Linked DNA regions of Homo sapiens: region 2 is linked to region 1. The links are chromatin loops, found by intact Hi-C in ENCODE. Cell type or tissue: PC-9. All regions are shown on one strand. Each heading gives the region's core, and the rest is flanking DNA. Links, peaks and the distances in the headings are about the cores only. Region 1 has its middle 160 kb from the start of UBE2E2-DT. Region 2 has its middle 240 kb from the start of UBE2E2-DT.

Region 1 (9,948 bases), core at 859-4,858:
CATATTTTTCAGAGGTTTTGTTCCTTCATTTTTCTTCTTTTTTCTTTGTTCTTGTCTGCCTGTCTTATTTCAGAAAGACAGTCCTGAAGTTCTGAGATTCTTTCCTCTACTTAGTTTATTCTGCCATTAATACTTGTAATTGCATTATGAAATTCTTGTAGTGTGTTTTTCAGTTCTATCAGGTTGGTTATGTTCTTCTTTATACTGGCTATTTTATCTGTCAGCCCCTGCAATGCTTTATCATGGTTTTTGGCTTGCATTGGGTTACAATGTGCTCCTTTAGCTCACTGAAGTTTATTTTCATCCACATTCTGAATTCTACTTCTGTTATTTCAGCTATCTCAGCCTCAGCCCAGTTCCAAACCCTTGCTGGAGAGATGATGTGGTCATTTGGAGGAAAGTGGGCACTCTGGCTCTTTGAGTTTTTAGTGTTCCTGTGCTGATTCTTTCTCATCTTTGTGGGCTTATCTACCTTCAATCTTGAGGTTGTTGGATGAGGATTTTTTTTTTCCCTTTTAGAAGTATGGCCGCTTTTCCACGGGGCTGCTGTGGTTTGCTGGGGATCTGCTCTAGTTACCTCAGTTTTTCCAGTACCTGGAGGTATCACCAGTGATGGCTGTGAAACAGCAAAGATGGCAGCCTACTCCTTCCTCTGGGGGCTCTGTCCCAGCGGGGGTACAGACATGTTGCTGGCCTGAACACACCTGTAGGAGGCAGATGGAGACCCCAATTTGGAGGTCTTACCCAGTCAGGAGGAATGGGATTGGGGACTCACTTAAATAAGCAGTCTAGCCACTCTTTGGTAGAGCAAGTGTGCTGGGGCACCACTTCCACCCCTGGCTGGCTTGGGATCTTCCAAGGCCACAGACTGGAACATCTAAGTTGTGAAAACAGCAAAGATGGTGGCCCACCCCTCCCTCTTGGGACTCTGTCCCAGGGAGAAATCAAATCCCTGGCCAGAAAACATGGGCAAGGGTGGCTGGAGACCTTGGTTGGGAGGTCCCATCCAGTGAGGAGGAATGGATCAGGGGCCTGCTTAAAGAGGCAGTCTGGCTGTTTTGGTAGTGCAGCTGTGCTGTGCGGGGGGATCCCTTCTGACCCATCAGTTTAGTTCATATATATATATATATGAGTGTTTGGTTGCCCAATGCCTGAGTCTGTATATATATATTTATATATCTTCACTATTATTAGTAGGGTCCTAGGAGGAAGAAGAGAGAAATGTATTTGGTCACTTGTCATTTTTAACTTGAAGGCAGACATTGTGTTTTTTAATGCAGCTCACAGAATGGGACATACTTTTATTTCATAGACTAATTTTCTGATTATCTCTGTGAATAAATTGCCTTCTACTAATAGCTAAGAACAACCAGTTAATCTAATTGATATTGAGGGATTTTAAAAAACCTCAGTTTCTCTATAAAACATAAATAATACTATGTGCAGTATAGAGCTTGACACTTAAATTTTGTTAGTCTTATTTTGATATTAATGTAAAACTAGGACTGCAATTTATAATGGGCTTCATGCTGTGAGGTTGACAGTGTATTTTAGAAGTTGAAAAAAAAAGATGAGTTTGATGAGTGGTGAGCCTGTCATTTTTGTGGCTGAAGCAACTCTATAATGTACTTTAAAAAAATCATTAGAAACATCTTTCCTTACCAAATACAATTCTCTTATAAATATTTATAGCTCTCCATTACCCAGGCTTTTTATTACAGAGGCCCTCATTTACCCTGGTACAGAGCTCTATCTAGTTTTCTTGGTTAATAAAGGGCACACATTTTTCTTTTGAAACAAGAAAGAAACCAAATTGAAAAAAGCCCAAAATATCTACTGTTAGAGTTACTTTCACATTAAAAAATTTTCGTCTTTTTTTCTAAAACACACCATCAACCACTAAGCAGTAATTCATGTTTATTGTTTGAAAAAATTGAAAAACACACACATAACCAGGAATACAAGTAATAAACCGAAACAACCCACAGTTTTGCCACTTCCACTAGGTACATATCCCTTTAGATTTCTTTTTTGCCCCTATGTGTTAATTTTGTCATTTAATGACTTATTATGATCATCTTTCCTTATTAAGATACATAAGCCTAAATAATCAATTTTAATGTCAGCACAGTCGTCCAGTTTATAAATACAATAATATATTTAACCAACTTCCTACTGATAGACATTTAGGTTATTACAAAAGTTTCATTGTAATAAACAATGCTGTGATGAATATACATGTGTATATATACAGACATATACATATACACAGGTATGTATACACACACATACTAGTTCATTGACTATTTTTGAATGATAGATCCTTTGAAGTAGAATTTGTAGGTTGCAGGATATTGACATTTCATGTTGTCAACTTAACCTCCCGAAGGGTGGAAATATTTCTGCAACCACAAACATGTACTCCCATGAATCCCCAGTTCGCCACACCCTCTCTGGCACTGATAAATCATTCTTTTAATATTTTCCAATGACGAGTTTTCCATTTCCACCTCCAAATGTACTCCCCACCCTTCCCCACCCTGCCCTTTGGAGCATTTGTGGGCTCTGTGACCTCTGGCTTCCTTACGGGTCAGCCAATGGAGCCATTGGTGGGACAAGCACACATGGAAGCAGAGTGAGGTCAAAGCAATTATTCCTTTGCCTCCTTTCTGCCAGGTTGTTGGTGGGTGGGCTGTATCCTTCTACCAAAGGCTATAGCTTCTATCTGGTGGTCTCTACTCATTCTAGATTCCAGCAACTTCTCCCATCCTTTTCCATTCTGACCTAGGGTGGGAAATGGATCTCTGCTGGGCTGTTGCTAGCCCTGGGGTGCTTCATCACCTTTGGCTGATTTTCCCTTAGCCTTGTCCACACTTTTGTAAAATGTACTCTTATTAAACTCCTCCAGTCACCCTGCTTGAGTGTGCCATCTGTTTTTTGCCAGGACCTTGAGTAATAGTTGTGAAAAACATCTCATTTTTATGGTAACACTTTGCCTCATGTATTATAATTTCTCTGGCCCCCTTTTAAAATTTAATCTTGTTTTTGGCATTGTTGCAGTTCAGTGTTAAATAGTTTTCTGCAGTCAGATTTATTGGCCTTTTTCAGGTTATATCATCTTTGGACAGTTTTCCATGCCTTGATTATGGGTAATTTCCCTTCTGTATGCTTCTAATTACATTTTAATATTTATATTTTTAATTCATTTGAATTTTATTCTGAAAGAAAGTATGAATTAGGGATAAAATTTTCTTTTTCTATTTGACCACAGATTTTTCTCCAGTTTCCTGGCAACATTTACTGAATACCTACCATTTGTCCACTGACTCAAAGTCCCTCCCTATGACCATTAACCACTTATTTATTCTGTTGTGTTTCTTTTATTTTCTGGCTCCCTTGTCAAGCCCTTTTCATTTTTGTAACTTACTTACTTACTTACTGAGACAGGGTCTTGCTCTGTCACCCAGGCTGGAGTGCAGTAGCGGCATCTCAGCTCACTGCAGCATCAGCCTCCCAGCCTCAAGCAATCCTCCCATCTCAGCCTCCCAAGTAGCTGGCACCACAGGTGTGTGCCACCAGACCTGGCTAATTTTTTTGCATGTTTTGCAGAGATGGGGTCTCGCCATGTTGCCCAGGCTGGTCTCAAACTCCTGGGCTCAAGTGATCCACCCACCTTGGCCTCCCAAAGTGCTGGGATTACAGGCATGATCCACCACATTCAGCCTATTACTTTAAAATGTATTTAAAAACCTGGCAGAATAAGTTTCTGTTATCATTCTTCTTTTTCAGAAAATTTCTGGGTATTCAATTTTCATGTTTTTTATTCTTCTAATCAAACTGGGAATTATTTTTTTTGAGTTGTCTCTCCTCCCAAATTTTCTTACAATTTTATTTGGTATTCTATTAATATTCACATATTATTTTGCAGAGAATTAATATTTTTTCAATTTTGAGTCTTCCAATCCAGAAATATGGTCAATGTACATTTACTTAAGTCTTTTAATGTCTCAGCAAAATTTCTTTACACATATCTTGTACAATTCTTCTTTATGATTAAAAATAAATGGTCATTACTGTTGTGGAATTTTTATTCTTGTTATAACAAGATGAAGTGAGAGAAAGAATTATTCCTATTCACCTTTTGAAAAATCACTAGCAGGTTTAAACTCATAAGCCACTTTGCAAAGCATTTCAGTATTTTTTCTAACATTTATACTCCCAGTAACTGAACCGGCAATTTCATATTAATTTGTAGTTACATAGACTAATTGTTAGTTCACAAATGTATAATAGATTTCCACTTCTAAGATCATCTAGTATCTTAAAGATTTAACACTTTAAATCTTACCAAACATTTGTGGCATACCACAGGAACTGAAGAGGATAGAAATTCAAATATACAAATTATTTATATATAAAAATAAAAACTCCAAATACATACATTTTCAGCTGAGCAACTCCAATGCTAAAAAAAATGCATCAGTTTGAATAGCGCTATTTTCCAAAGCTCTTGCTAAAATGTGAACAACTTTTACTGCAATAAGATGAATACTAAATATTAGCTTGAGAGAATTTAAGCACACTTAACATGTAACTTTTTTTTTTTTGAGACAGAAACTTGCCCTGTCCCCCTTGCTGGAGTGCAGCAGTGTGATCTCGGCTTACTGCAATCTCCACCTCCCAGGTTCAAGTGATTCTCCTGCCTCAGCCTCCTGAGTAGCTAGGATTACAGGCATGTGCCACCACGCCCAGCTAATTTTTGTATTTTTAGTAGAGACAGAGTTTCCCTATGTTGGCCAGGTTGGTCTCGAACTCCTGTGATCACTCAGGTGATCCCGCAGCCTCGGCCTCTCAGTGTGTTGGGATTTCAGGCGTGAGCCACTGCGGCCGGCCAATATGTAATTTTTTAAAAGTTACCTTTAATTCAGTTTCAAAATGAGTTTAGCATTGTTTTAGAAAATTATGAATGTTAAAAGCTCTTTATAGATATACCAAACTAAATTTCTAAGTAGTGTTAAGTTTTTTTGTGGTGAATCTAAATTTGATATGCATTGTTTTGAATTTTTGAATTTAGTTAATAAACTTTTCATTGCTAATGTTTCAATTATTTGTAGGATGTAACATATGTATTGTCTGTATTTAGCAAACTGATAAACTGAGATATGGGAAGATTAAGTGGCTTATAATATTATGTTTGGTCATTGCCTTATTTTAGGTTTTCTACACCTTTGACTTTTACAATCGCAGGAGTCTTTTTGCCAGTCTGTCATCTCTCCAGATTATTGATCTTGGCCCTTTGTGCAGTGACTTCTTTAAGGATAAGTTAGAGCATATACTTCTTGCTCAAAGGACTCAAAGGAAAATGAGAACCTCTCAAGCTTCTTCCGTTTCCGGAGTGATCTTATAATGTCTACATTTGTATTCAGATTCCTTATGTATGTCTGTCCCTTTTGTAATTTGAGGCCTTAGTCAAACCTGTCTCTTCCTCTCCTGTTTACCTATTCTGCCCACATTGTTCTATCCTCCTCTTCACCTCTTGACAGCCTACCCAAACTGAAAGTGGAGGCACATACACTAACTCTTTCATTATGTTTTTGTTGATTTTTTCTCACCTGAAACAAACACTTCGGTTTTTCATGGCATTTTCTTTGTGCCTCTCGTATATATTTAACAATTTTTTGTTAAATTTTTAGTGCACAGATTTTAAGAATCCTTCTAATAGACACCTGAATGGCAGGTAGAATCTCTTGTTTATCTTTCTATGCCTCATGGTGCCTAACATAGTTCAATTTTTACAAATAGAAGTTTGTAGAACTCACTGGTGTTTTGTAATGCTAAGATTCACTGTATAATGTTGACATTAGCCACAGTATTCTTCCAGTGATGGAATGGTTTAGTTATTATAATTAGAGAGGAGCATTTTACCACTCTAAATATAGTGAAGATATTCATCATAAATATTTCTGTGGATGGTTGTAATGGGAAATCATCAATTGTTTAATTTGAGTAATTTTTACTTTTGCATTATTTCCTAAAAGCAAACTTCATGTAATCATTTTTGTAGTGGATTATTGTGGCTATCATTTCAGAGGATTGGCATTGGCTCCAGCTCTTGTTATCACTAGGGGGAATAATTTTACGAGAGACTTTCCAGTAGGTGGAAAATAATTTGGCTGGTTAATAAAATGTTTCTCTATTGTTAGAAGAAGGCAATTCTACAATATAAGATATGGCTTAGCACTTTTCACATTAAACTAGCACTAAATGAGGAAGTATTTCTAGAAGGATTTTGAACATGAATCTTATCTACTTTTAGCTGGGTGCACTTGAGTGCAAACATCTGGACAGTGAGTGCTTAACTGCTAGACATGGCCTCATTTATTTTGATTTAGTACGAGGGAACATGATAAAAAATCTGCAATGGATCAATGGTAAGGGAAAATTTCAGCTTCTTTAGGGGTTAGTGAATATAGATGAAATTTTTGCCTATTTTTCAATAAAATTTGGCTTGAACTTCTACCTGATCTCCAAATGATTCAGGCAGAAAAATGGCAAAATTTAAAACTCAGATAGCAATGGATCATTATCAATATCATATGCATTCCAAAGGCATAAAGCATTCATTTTATAAATTTATGTTTTCCTTACAAATTTAAATTGTATGTAATTGTTTTGAATTGGTTCAATGACAACAAAATGAATTAAGCCTGCTTTTTCATGTCATTGAATGAAGGAGTACCTAGCTTGTGTGCTGTCAAAATATCTCTTTTCTTTTCTTTTTTTTTCTCTTCTCTTCTCTTCAAGATGGAGTTTCGCTCTTGTTGCCCAAGCTGGAGTGCCGTGGTGCAGTCTTGGCTCACTGCAACCTCTGCTTCCTGGGTTCAAGCAATTCTCCTGCCTCAGCCTCCAGAGTAGCTGGGATTACAGGTGCGTGCCACCATGCCTGGCTAATTTTTTTGTATTTTTAGTAGAAACAGGGTTTCACCATGTTGGCCAGGCTGGCCTCAAACTCCTGACCTCAGGTGATCTGCCCACCTCAGCCTCCCAAAGTGCTGGGATTACAGGCGTGAGCCACTGCGCCCAGCCAAAAATATCACTTTTCTAGACAAGGCAGAATAATGTGGAAAATATATATGTGTTGAAAATCAGACCTGAGTTTCAAGTCTTCCTCTGCCCCTTAATAACTGGGAGACCTTGACAAAGTTCCTTCACCTAAGGCTCAGTTTCTTCTCCTGTAAAAATCAGGATAATTTCTGCTTCATATAGTTGTTCTGTGAATAAAAAAATGCTATTTATAGAAAATGCTTACTATTGCCTGGTACATAGTGGGAGTTCAAAAAATGGTGGCTATTTTAGTAGCTAAAGTACTCATATAATTATTAGAACTTTAAAAATCAATAACATGTTTAGTAGGAAACTTAATGAGCGAGGAATAGCTGAAAAAAGCAAGAAAGTAGATACATTTTATATTTTGGCCTAAATGGAGATATTAAAGAAAAGAGAAAGTTTCCTTTGAGAGAAAAAATGAAAAGCAAGGCATTTCTTAGTGGATGGAGGATTTCTGTGCAAGGAGCAGTCCTTGCATCCACCTTTTGGGTGGTGCTGGATTTACCATCTTCATGGTTCCACAGCAAGTGATTTTACCCATCAACCTTGTGTATGTGATGTCATTTACCACTTCCTAGTTTAAACAAATAGTTTTCCAGCAGGACAATATGCACATTGCTCTATTGTACTAAATTTGTTTCACATTCCAAATTGGCAGGAATTTCTCCATGTGCTTGGGTATAATAGCATTTCTTGATATGATAATTATCATCTAGTTGTCTATATTTATGTATCTACCTAACTACAAGAGAAAATTTGCAGCAGAATATCTGTCTTTTCATTTTTGCTTTTTACTCTTATCATACTATAAAACACTTTCATAATAGTTTAAATAATTTCCTGGGGGAGTTAATTTGGCTAAGTCATCGTTCTTTTTTTGGTGCTTCAGTTTCTCTTTGACTCTCATGGAATGTTTGCTTTTGCCCTTTGGGTGTTTAAAGACCACATTTTGTAGCCCCAGTGTTCTTTCTAATTATAGAAGTGACATAAGAAAAACGGAAAGTAAGTAAGAAGTGGAGAACAGAGTCATTAAGGGAGAGTCTAGATCAGAGAGATGTCAAAGAGTTTCGTTGGGTATTTAAGGAAATTAATGAATAACTCATCTGGGACTTAGAGATAGTGACTTAAGTCGTAATTAATCCATTGATATAGCACAAAATAAAAAAAATACTGTATTTAGAAAAAAATAGTATGGTAGAAATACTGGGCATAATTCTTATAAATATAGACTTCACCTTAGTATTCTTGAGAGAAGTCAGACAAGGGGAAGAGTACTCTATGAAAATTAAAAAAAAATTCCATGGAAGTGTTAAAATGTGAAGAAGAAAATTTAATGATTAATATAGTAGAGGGAAGGGATCCATTCCAAGATGGCCGAATAGGAACAGCTCCAGTCTGCAGCTCCCAGCGTGATTGATGCAGAAGATGGGTCCAACCAGTTTGGACAGTGTGTACAGCCCATGGAGCATGAGCCGAAGCAGGGTGGGGTGTCGTCTCACCCAGGAAGTGCAAGGGGTTGGGGGATTTCCCTTTCCTAGCCAAGGGAAGCCAGGACAGGCTGTACCTGGAAAAACGGGACACTCCTGCCTGAATAATGCACTTTTCCCAAGGTCTTAGCAACTGGCAGACAAGGAGATTCTCCCTTATGCCTGGCTTGGCAGGTCCCACGCCCATGGAGCCTTGCTCACTGCTATTGCAGCAGTCTGAGATCAAACTTCGAGGTGGCAGCCTGGATGGGGGAGGGGCGTCCACCATTGCTGAGGCTTGAATAGGTAAACAAAGAGGCCAGGAAGCTTGAACTGGGTGGAGCCCACCACAGCTCAGCACAGCTTACTGCCTCTATAGACTCCACCTCTGTGGGCAGGTCATATTTGAACAAAAGGCAGCAGACAGCTTCTGCAGACTTAAACGTCCCTGTCTGACAGCTTGAAGAGAGCAGTTGTTCTCCCAGAGCAGTGGTTGAGCTCTGAGAATGAGAATGGACAGACTGCCTCCTCAAGTGGGTCCCTGACCCCCGTGTAGCCTAACTGGGAGACAGCTCCCAGTAGGGGCCGACAGACAACTCATATAGGCAGGAGCCCTTCTGGGATGAAGCTTCCAGAGGAAGGATCAGGCAGCAATATTTGCCCTTCTGCAATATTGGCTGTTCTGCAGCTTCTGCTGGTGATATCCAGGCAAACAGGGTCTGGAGTGGACCTCCAGCAAACTCCAACAGACCTGCAGCTGAGGGACCTGACTGTTAGAAGGAAAACTAACAAACAGAAAGGAATAGCACCAACATCAACAAAAAGGACATCTACACCAAAACCCCATCTGTAGGTCACCAACATCAAAGACCAAAGGTAGATAAAACCACAAAGATGGAGAGAAACCAGAGCAGAAAAGCTGAAAATTCTAAAAACCAGAGTGCCTCTTCTCCTGCAAAGGATCGCAGCTCCTCACCAGCAATGGAACAAAGCTGGATGGAGAATGATTTTGACGGGTTGACAGAAGTAGGCTTCAGAAGGTGGGTAATAACAGACTTCTCCAAGCTAAAGGAGCATGTTCAAACCCATCACTAGGAAGCTAAAAACCTTGAAAAAAGGTTAGATGAATGGCTAACTAGAATAAACAGTGTAGAGAAGACCTTCAGTGACCTGATGGAGCTGAAAACCATGGCATGAGAACTTTGTGAGGCATGCACAAGCTTCAATAGCCGATTTGATCAAGTGGAAGAAAGGGTATCGTGATCGAAAATCAAATTAATGAAATGAAGCGAGAAAACAAGGTTAGAGAAAAAAGAGTAAAAAGAAATGAACAAAGCCTCCAAGAAATATGGGACTATGGGAAAAGACCAAATCT
Region 2 (9,948 bases), core at 3,814-7,813, 81 kb after region 1:
TAGATAGTAAGTATGTTCTGGTTGCAGTTCTTTTGCAGTTCTTCTGCCTGGTCCAACCCTTTTGTAATCCCAATCTTGCATCTTCCACTTACTACTTGTGTCCTTGGATAAGTCATTCAACTTCCCTAAGTCTTACTTTCTTCATCTGTAGAGTGAGGGTAGTAATACCTACCTCTGAACATTGTAACGAGAGTTAGATGGTATAATGAGGCAGAGAGACCGGTGCTCACTAAACCTTCTACCTGCTCTCACACATTTCACAAAAGCCTTTGCAGTTAGGTGGTTCATTTGGCTGGTTCTGCCAATGAGATGTGAAAGTTCTATGTGTCACATTTGGAATGAGGCATTAAAAAATTAATTTGCTAATCTCTTCTTTCATCTGCTGTGGCAACTGTAAAGGTAATGTGTTACAGGTGGCACATCTACAAAATGCTAGCACGTCAGTCACTCTGGGTGCCTGTGTGACTGTGTGGAGCAGAGCCCTGGCTACTGTGAATTACATAGGTAGCCTACATGAATGAGAAATAAACTTTTTTTTTGTTGTTGTTTTTGAGATGGAGTCTCGCTCTGTTGCCCAGGCTGGAGTGCAGTGGCGTGGTCTCGGTTCACTGCAACCTCAGACTCCTGAGTTCAAGCGATTCTCCTGCCTCAGCCTCCTGAGTAGCTGGGATTACAGATGCCTGCCACCACACCCAGATAATTTTTTGTATTTTTTGTAGAGACGTGGTTTCACCATGTTGTCCAGCCTGGTCTTGAACTCCTGACTTCGTGATCCGCCTGCCTCAGCCTCCCAAAGTGCTGGGATTACAGGCGTGAGCCACTGCGCCCAGCCGAGAAATAAACTTTTACAGTGTCAAGCTCCTGAGGATTTGGATGATTAGTTACAGCAGCACAAGCTTAGGCTACTGTGAATAATAATTGATCTTACAGGAAGTAGAGTGTTATTATTATAAAAACCCAAAGTATTTTTGTATTGGCTTAATGATTGGGCCAAAGACAATGAGGATAGTGATATCAGAGACCAGAAGAATGCAGTCCATGTCATGTAGCAGCAAAATGTTTGGTAATACTGTCATGTGCTATAACTTGAGAGGCAGATCATATTTGAATAAACTTTAAGTTCTAGGGGAAAAGGTTGGAAAACAATGTTTTTAAATAACATGCTTCATAAAGAATGATGGGTGAAGATATTGGTCCATGTAACTTTTGGCAAATGAATAGAAAGAAGTCTACTAAATTTTTGAGAAGATCAAAGGAAACCACAAGATGGTAGAGCCTTGGTCAGTTTAGATACTTGAGCAACTATAGTGGATTAGAACACCGTGCTGCTTCCCATTGGATGTGAAATGTGTGTACAAAACGAACTTTTCTGCATTAAGTCATTGAGATTGGCAGTTATTTGTTCCTGCAGTGGAAGCTTTTCTATACTGACTGTTGCAGAATATAGCTGCTTTAGTACAGTGCTTAGCTAGCACAGCGTGAACACAAAATAAGTGTTACTCAATACCTTTTAATATTTATTATTATTATTATTATTATTATTATTATAGTTGTTGCTATACTGGTTAAGAATGTGTGAATGTGTGATTGGGTAGAGGATATCAGTCTGATAAAGAAAGGGGATAAAGCTATGGTAACCAGAGTAAAAAGTACCGTTAAAACTTTTGTTTACACATGGGTTGCAAACTGAAATATAAATAGGAGAGAGAGAGGCACTGTAAATAAATGAGGTAGGCTGGCTTTGACTCTGAAAATTGGGAGAGCATGAACCCTGTGCTAAGAGTGTAGTCACTCTTTGCTCCTGATAACACGGATCAAGTATTTTCAAGAGAGGCTGTAAAATAAAAAAATTGTAAGAATTTTCAGTCAGGTGCACGGGACTCACATCTGTAATCGCAGCACTTTGGGAGGCTGAGGCGGGAGGATTGCTTGAACCCAGGAGTTTGAGACCAGCTTGGGCAACAGAATGAAACCCTATCTCTAGAAAAAATTAAAAATCTAGCCAGGTACGGCAGCATGTTCCTATAGTCCCAGCTAATTTGGAGGTTTAGGTGGGAGGATTGCTTGAGTCCAGGAGGTTGCAGTGAGCTGTGATTGTGCCACTGCACTCCAGCCTCGGAGTAGAGAGCAAGACCCTGTCTCAAGAAAAGAAAAAAAAAAGAATTTTCCAAGAGTTTGCAGTATTGGCAATTAAATAAAATATTTAAAATAATACTAGGTGGTCCATGGACCACCAGACGGTGACCTCCATCAGAAGGCAGGTCCCAAGAACCAAAATGTCTAATGGCCAACACTGTCCCTGAGGATAAATCTCATCCCATCCGATATGTTATAATTTGCAGAATCATAAATGTTCAAGGTTATTGTAATTTGGATTCACTTCCCACCCATCTGAAATTTATATTCCCATTGCAACATCTCTGCCTAATTGTCTTCCAGCTCATAACTGAACATCTCCAGAAATGGGAGACTCAGTATATTATGAGGTATAGCTTATGGCATCTTTTGTGTCCTCTAATTGTTAGAAAGTTCTCTCTGTATTTGAAGTAAAGTCTACCTTCCCATAGTGATTCATTCACTTTGCTTCTCCCCTTCCCCCACTGTGGAGCCATATGGGAGTGGGCTGATACCCTATAACCACTTTTCTAGAGCTGGTGATCAATTGACCTAATAGCAAATAGTAGATTGTGTGTGTGTGTGTGTGTGTGTATTCCTGCTTAGCTATCCCCTCTCATACTTCCTGACCCTCCTCCTTTTCGGGCAATAGCACCTTGCTGTGAGTAGTCTGTGTATAAGAAGGCCACAGATCACAATATCCTGTTCTTTGCCTCCCAGCCTCCACCAAGCTACAGCGAATCCAAGGATGGCCATTAGAACACCCCATTCTTCAGACTTTGGAAATTGGCCCAGAGATGTGAGGATGTGCCGCAAACTGGGCCCCTTGGAATCCTTACTATAGATTTAACATGGAGTGCCGTAAGAGAAAAATGGTGTTTGTCCTCTGGGAATAGGAATGTCTGTAGCCATGTCTTAGTCCATTTGGGCTGCTATAACAAAATACCATAGACTGAGCACCTTATAGACAGCAGAAATTTATTTCTCACAGTTCTGAAGGCTGGAAAGTTTAAGATCAAGGTGCTGGAAGATTCCGTGTCTGGTGAGGGACCACTTTCTGGTTCATGGGTGGCTTCTTCTGGCTGTGTCCTCACACAGCAGAAGGGGTAAGGCAGCTCTCTGGGGCCTCTTTTGTAAGGGCGCTAATGAAACCATGCCCTGAAGAATTAAAGAAACCTGTGACTAACATAAAATATTGAGTTGCAGGATAGCAGTTAAGAAAAGAAACAACTTGCTGAAATTCTGAAAATCCCTCCATTTAAAAGGTAACAAAACTAGCTGAAATTAGTTGGGAGCAATGTGGCTGACTGGAGTTTGTGCAGAGTGAGCTTGCTGATGTCACAGCCTGAATTTCCACCACATTTCATACTAACTCCCCCCGAATTTGCACATGGGCCCCAAGAAAGAGGCATGAAGAGAGAACCACGCATGCCTGAGGACTTTCCAGACCTCCCCTTTCCTTCCACCAATCACCTGCTAATCTCGGAATCCACCCGCTAAACCTTTTCTAATAAAATAACTGCCTTAGCCCCAGCCCAGGGAGACAGATTTGAGCTTGACTCCTGTCTCTTTGGGAGTCTACTTGCAGTAAAAAGTCTTTCTTTTCTCAAAAACCCGGTGTCAGAGTATTGACTTCTAGCGCATCTGGTAGTGAGCTCCTTTGCCACGGTGACACCAATCCCTAATCACCTTCCACAGGCTCCACCTCCTAACACCATCGCATTGGGGATTAGATTTTAACATAGGAATTTTGGGGGGACACGGACATTCAGAGCGTAGCAGGCCATTTGCTTCTGACCCTAAACCCAGCTACATAGAACAAGGTGTCTATTCAGGAAAGAGTGAGGATACAGTTCAGAAAGTAGCAGAGCAGACAGAGAGGGAGAGAGGAAGAGAAAGAGAGAGAGAGAGAGAGAGAGACAGAGAGAGAGAGAAAGAGAGAGAGACAGAGAGAGAGAATGAACATTGATTTCCTGTGGCCCTCTTCATCCTTGCATTTTTTAGTTATGAAAAAATGCTTGCACTAGTTTGAGTTGAATTCCTGTCATTTACACCAGAAAGATCCTGACTGATCTCCTGAACTATGTTGGAGATCATGTTTACACAGTCCATGCAAAACTATAGTTTCAGTGCTGCTGAAAATGGTTTAAATTTTTATATCTTTTTGTATATCACTATTCAGATAATTTAAAATGTTTTTAAATCACGTCATCTGTAGTGACTTGTATATTAATTTCATATTTCTAATATGTTTAAGTTATCCTGTGCTTTAGATATATCATATTCATTATCACTCTTGAGTATTTCTGTTTTCTGTGGTTTTATTCTATTTTTGTTGCAAATATTTTTGCATCTTATGAATCTGTTACTCAAACTAATGCTACCACAAAATTGGTTTCCATTTTTTAGTGACCTATCCCTCTTTTGACAGTAACAGCAAAAAGATGAGATGGCTATGACTGAAATGTTCTATGGTTTATACGTCATAAAGCAATAACACATCATAGAATAATGCTCTATGTTCCCAATATTATGGTTACTTGTTTGCAAGTAACTGCAGGCATTTATGCTTTTTCTTTATGTTACTACCACTCTCATGAGTTGTGACCAGCAACAAAATTCTATAGCAGTCTGCCTTATAGCTATTTCAAAGCAAGTCTTTGTGGTTAAGTACAATTTCCTATAGGAATCACACCCAGGGTAGTCCAGTAGGCTGTGTCAGCAACATGAGCGTGGCATTAGTAGAATTTTAAATGTGTTATTCCACCTTGCATAGTTGTTTATTGTCATTCATGCTCTGGGGTCATTTGTAGGTTTCAAACATTATCCATCAGGATATTCCTACCTGTCCAAGGGAAGGTATCACTACTATGGTGACCTCTGTCTGACTGGCCCCATCAAATTCCCAGATTCTTTATTAGGTGCCAGCCCAACTGCTGCTACTTGGAAATTCTAAATGCACTAGAAGTACATTGGGAATAATAAGTGGAGCTTAGAAGAAAGATACATAGAATTACGGTGGTAGAGGTTTAACTTTATCTGTAGGTAACACAACTTAGCTCTCTCCAGAGCTGAACAGGCTCTTCTCCCTTCTAGCTCATAATATGCATGGAATATCTCATGGCATGAAAGCTTTCTACACATCAAAATGGGTTGAAAATGAGATTTTTTTTTTGAATAAATGTGCCTTCTGAGAGCGATTTTCCAAAGCTGTAATTCTTCTTAACTGAGGGATACAACAGTTAGAAATTCCCTAATGCCCAACTGGTTGGGTTTCTCTCTAATTCAAGTTGTCAGTCACCAACCAATGAACGAATGAAGATAACAATTATTTATATTTGTCTCTTCCACAGAAGATGAATATGTCCTAACTCATTTTTCTACTGAGAAGATGAAATGTAAAGACATGCCTTTTGTTCAGTTGCTGTGGATTTGTTAAATACATTCTTTTATTTGATGAAATTACTTTTGAGGGAAGGCAAAGACCTTATATCTTACTCTAATAATTACCAGATGTTGGCAAGAGTATTACAGGCAGCAACAGGTTTCAGTGAGAATGTAACCATATCATACTATGTATTATGTAGTGCATATATTATATATAAGTATTCATCTGTAATAGCATATCAACTTATTTTTTCAAATGCACTAATTAAACCTCAAGCCCCCATTTTAGGCTTTGCACTTTTGATTAATAAGGACAGTTAAAAAAAAAAAGAAAGAAAGAGAGAAAGAAAAGCTTCCTAGTTGCTATGTGGAAACTGGCATTGCCAAGGAGCTTGCAACCATGCAGCCACAAGGAGGAGCTCAAGCATCAAATTAAAAATTAACACAAACTAATAAATTCTGGCGCGTGCTGCTTTTGGCAATGCGTTAAAACAATATTTATTCTTATATGGAGGCGAGGTGATTTATGGGCCTTTTGCCCAAATTAATATCACTCTGGGGAGCGTATCTTGATACGCTGGTATGTATCAGTATATTTACATAAATATGATAATATAGACGTAATCTATTCTTCACCCAGTAACCAGATGGATCTTTAAAAAATGCTTGAGATAATGCCACTCCCTGTTTAAAAGCCTTCCTATGGCTTCCTTTTATTTTGAGAATAAACTGTGCATTCTCTACCGGGACCTAAGAGGCTCTGCCTCATCTCTTTCCCACAGCCCTTTCTTTTCTTTTCTCTTCTTCTTCTGCTGCTGCTTTTTAAAAAAACTTCAACATTTATTTTAGATTCAAGGGGTACATGTGCAGGTTTGCTAGATGGGTATATTGCATGATGCTGAGGTTTGGGGTACAAATGATCCTATGGCCCAGGTAGTGGGCATAGTACCCAAGGAGGTGAAAGATCCCCACAAGGAGAATGACAAAGCACTCCTGAGAGAAATCAGAAGTGACACAAATGCATGGAAAAGCATTCTATGCTCATGGGTCGGAAGAACCACCCCTTTCGGACTCCATCTCATGCCTCTCTCCCCAGAGACTGACTGTGGTAGCCACATGCCTTCTGATAGGCCCTAGAATGGGTCTTTTCTGGCCTCAGGGACTTCCCACTTCTGTTCCTCTGTCCTTCCAGAGACTTGCATGCCTGCCTCCTACTCATTCTTTGAAATTCAGTTTCAGTGTCACCCTCTAGACAGTCATTTCCTGACATGTACTGAATGTCGGCTGGCCTGCCTTCCCTTCTGCCATTCTTCTCCATCCTTGTTCTCTGTTTATTCCTACTTAGAATTTATCACAAGCTGTACTTCTTTTGTTCACCTATATGTTTCCTGTTTATTACATGGCTTCTATATTTGATGTACATTAGAGCAGAAACCTTGTCTATGTAAACACTGCAGTATCTGTAGTGCCTAGCACAATTCCTGGCACCAAGTATGTGTGCAATAAATATTTGTTGAAGGAATGAGTCTTTATAATTGAAACTTTGGGAATGTGTCTGGGTCCAGAGATTCTCTGGAACAATAGCCACAGAAACAGTTTTGAAACATTGGCCTCCCATCTCAGTGATTTTTCCTCATGGTTTGAAGGGCCTCCTAATTCCCCAACAATACACATGCTATTCCTACTCTACCCCAAAAGAGGCAGCAAGTGATGCACAATGAAATCTATAGCACTACCAGAACAGACTAATAGCGGCATGGTTCGACAAACAAAATTAATATTAAGCAAAATATGCCAACATCTTCCACTGCTATCTGCATTATTTGACCTGTGAGCATGCGACCTTGTGTCTGAGGAACAGCTTCTTCAGCCCCAACAGTTGGTGCTGAGATCTAATGATGGAGTCACCAGCATCACAGTTTGGAAGGTGCTGATAGGACAGGCTCCCAGAGATCCTATCTGTCAGCTGAAAGAGGATGTGCCATCTTTCTATACAAGGCCTTCAAAGAGGCATTGACTTCTTCACTCTTGGGGCCATCTTTGAGTAGGGGTAAGCAGCTCCCAGTAAGACCAGATCTCATGCTGATGTGGGTACTCACAGAAAATCCCTGGTGCTTCTAAAACCATATCCTAAAACTCATTAAGCTTGGGTTCCTGCCAAGTTTTATATTATTTCACTTCATATAATATGTTTCACTGTGTATTTGTGTCTTGTAAATAGTTTCTGATTTTTTCAGTAATGACTGGTAATTATTCAACCTTGCTCATTTGCTCCTTCTTCCCAGGAAACTTTTTCAAAGTTGTATATTTATTTATCAAGAAAATGAACATTCGCTTTCTAAAAATGTACTCATGGAAGACTCCCCAAAGAAACGGATTTGATCCTTTCATAGGAAGAAAGCTGACACATTATCTATTGGAATGATTATTCTAAAAGCCACAATCACATACTGTAAAATTTGCAAAATGATGAAAGAAGTTAATGTTTGAATATATATTGTTTATCATTCTCAGGGACCACTTTGTCAGGATGTGGTATTAAAAAATGTTCTTGTATTTCTGAGAGTTAGGAAAAAAAATCAATTACAATTGAAATAGACTATGGATTCTTCTCATAGGCCACAGCTTAGTGGGGAGCAGAGTCCAGATTTTTAAAGAAAATAATTCATGACCCTTGCTAAAGATGGGAAGGGGGTCATGGCAATATGTACAGGGACCACTGCAATGGGGTCTTGCAGTGGGGAAGAGATTGAACTCAACTCCCTCTCCAGCAAGGACAAGTGGGGATTTTTAATCAAGGAGCAGGATGGGGTCAGTGAGTGGAAAATTACTAAGAGGAAACATCAAGGATAAGGGGAGGTCAGATACCAAAGGTGGCGGATTTTCACTAAACTGACTACGCAGGATTCTTGCTCAAACTGGATTCTATGAGGACAGATAGGGAAGCCCAAGGTAGAGCCTAGTTAAGCAGAGGACTCAGAAGAGACTGACTAAAGTTCTGATCAAAGAAGAGGTATACGTCAAGGTATACGTGGCACTATGATTCAAAGTGCCTGTGGCAGATTGATTAAAAACATGGCCCTAAGTCTCCACATATCCATGTACACATACCTTTTGCAGTGAGACTTTGTGACAACTATTACAAGGTGGAGTCTATCTCCTCCTCCCCTTTGAATCAGAGCTTATCTTGTCACTTGCTCTGCCCAGCAGAAAGTGGCTGAAATTACATGTGTCAGTTCTAAGCCTTAGATCCCAAAAGGCCCTTTGTGCTTCTCCTCTTGCTAGTGTCCCTCTTCCTTTAACATGAACAAGCGTGACCCAGCCTGCTGGAAGGTAAGAGATCATTTATGGCAGAACTCAGTTATCTAGATGAGGACATCATAGACGCCAGAGCCCAGCTAACCTACCTGCTAACTGCAGCCAATGAACACATCTGGCTGAGATCAGAAAAACCTGGGCCAGACCAGAGGAACTGTCTGATTAATCTGAAGAACCACGAGCAATAATAGATGGTTATTGTTTACAGCCGCTTAATTTTAGGTTGGTTTGTTACACAGCATTACTGTGACAATAGCTAATATTTGATATTGGACATGGGCTTCTGGGTGACAGCAACAGTGGTACATATTTTGGATATTGGCAATTTTATAGCTCTGGTTATAATAACTAGTTTTAGATAATAGTGGCTTTGTGGTATTGGAAGCTCAGTAGTGGCATTTGGAGGTATTTCTGGCAACGTGGCTAATATTGGTGGCTTTGATGATTATGGTCCTTGTGCTTTTAGGTGGTTATTGGTATTGGCAGAACTTGATAGGACTACCCATGTAGTATATTGGGGAACTCAGTTTTTCTGCCAGGTTTTGGCACAGTTTGATAATTAAATGACAACCTCTAATGCCACTAAGTTCTAGTGGAAGCTCACTATACATTGTTCTTGGTTTCTCGCTAGGCTGGGGAAGATAAGACAGTGGTGGGGGAGGGGTTTCTTCTTACTGCTTGTGTGCACTACAGGAGGATTGCAAGGGATTCCTGGTCATTGCAGTGTATGTGAGGTGGTTAGCCTTGGCCATGCCAATCTCCATCTAATAGACACAGATGCCAGAAGTGGGCACATTCTTACATCTATTCTCATGACTTTTCAGCAAGAATGCCTTCTGTAGGCCTCAGTTCAGCCTTCGTAAGAAGGGCTAGTACAATTGGTGACAGGTATCTGCTCATTGTTTTCTGTTGCAAGTGCATGCAGTGGTGAGAGGCAGAGCTGCACCTGTACTTCAGCAGGCCGAGCACTCCATCCATGGTACTCCACCCAGGGGAACCCTGGCCCCATCACTGAAATGGTCCTATTATAAAGGAGAGCTGGTTGTGTTTGCATTTGTTTTCCACATAATTGCTCTGCCTATATGTTCATCTTAACTGTGGGGCACCACAGCCTCTTTAAGAATCCTT

Evidence for each region. A loop is a pair of places that touch in the nucleus more often than their neighbours do. Peaks named below come from ENCODE experiments on the same cell type or tissue, not always from the same donor. Only the 100,000 strongest peaks of a DNase experiment are listed, where the experiment ranks them.
Region 2: it touches region 1 in a loop (2.8-fold over the local background); 1 of 110 quality-filtered maps calls a loop at or near these places.

The regions. Positions count from the first base shown.
Region 1 is chr3:23,035,049-23,044,996 of GRCh38, reverse strand. No RefSeq gene overlaps it. Among named protein-coding and RNA genes, the nearest start is that of UBE2E2-DT, 160 kb to the left of the region's middle. RefSeq lists an enhancer at 8,846-9,346. In PC-9, for the core only: no CTCF peak of the experiment used is centred there; a DNase peak (open chromatin) is centred at 2,426.
Region 2 is chr3:22,956,524-22,966,471 of GRCh38, reverse strand. No RefSeq gene overlaps it. Among named protein-coding and RNA genes, the nearest start is that of UBE2E2-DT, 240 kb to the left of the region's middle. RefSeq lists a silencer at 3,483-3,693 and an enhancer at 6,503-6,632. In PC-9, for the core only: CTCF peaks have their summits at 4,780, 5,714 and 5,914 (motif pointing right); no DNase peak of the experiment used is centred there.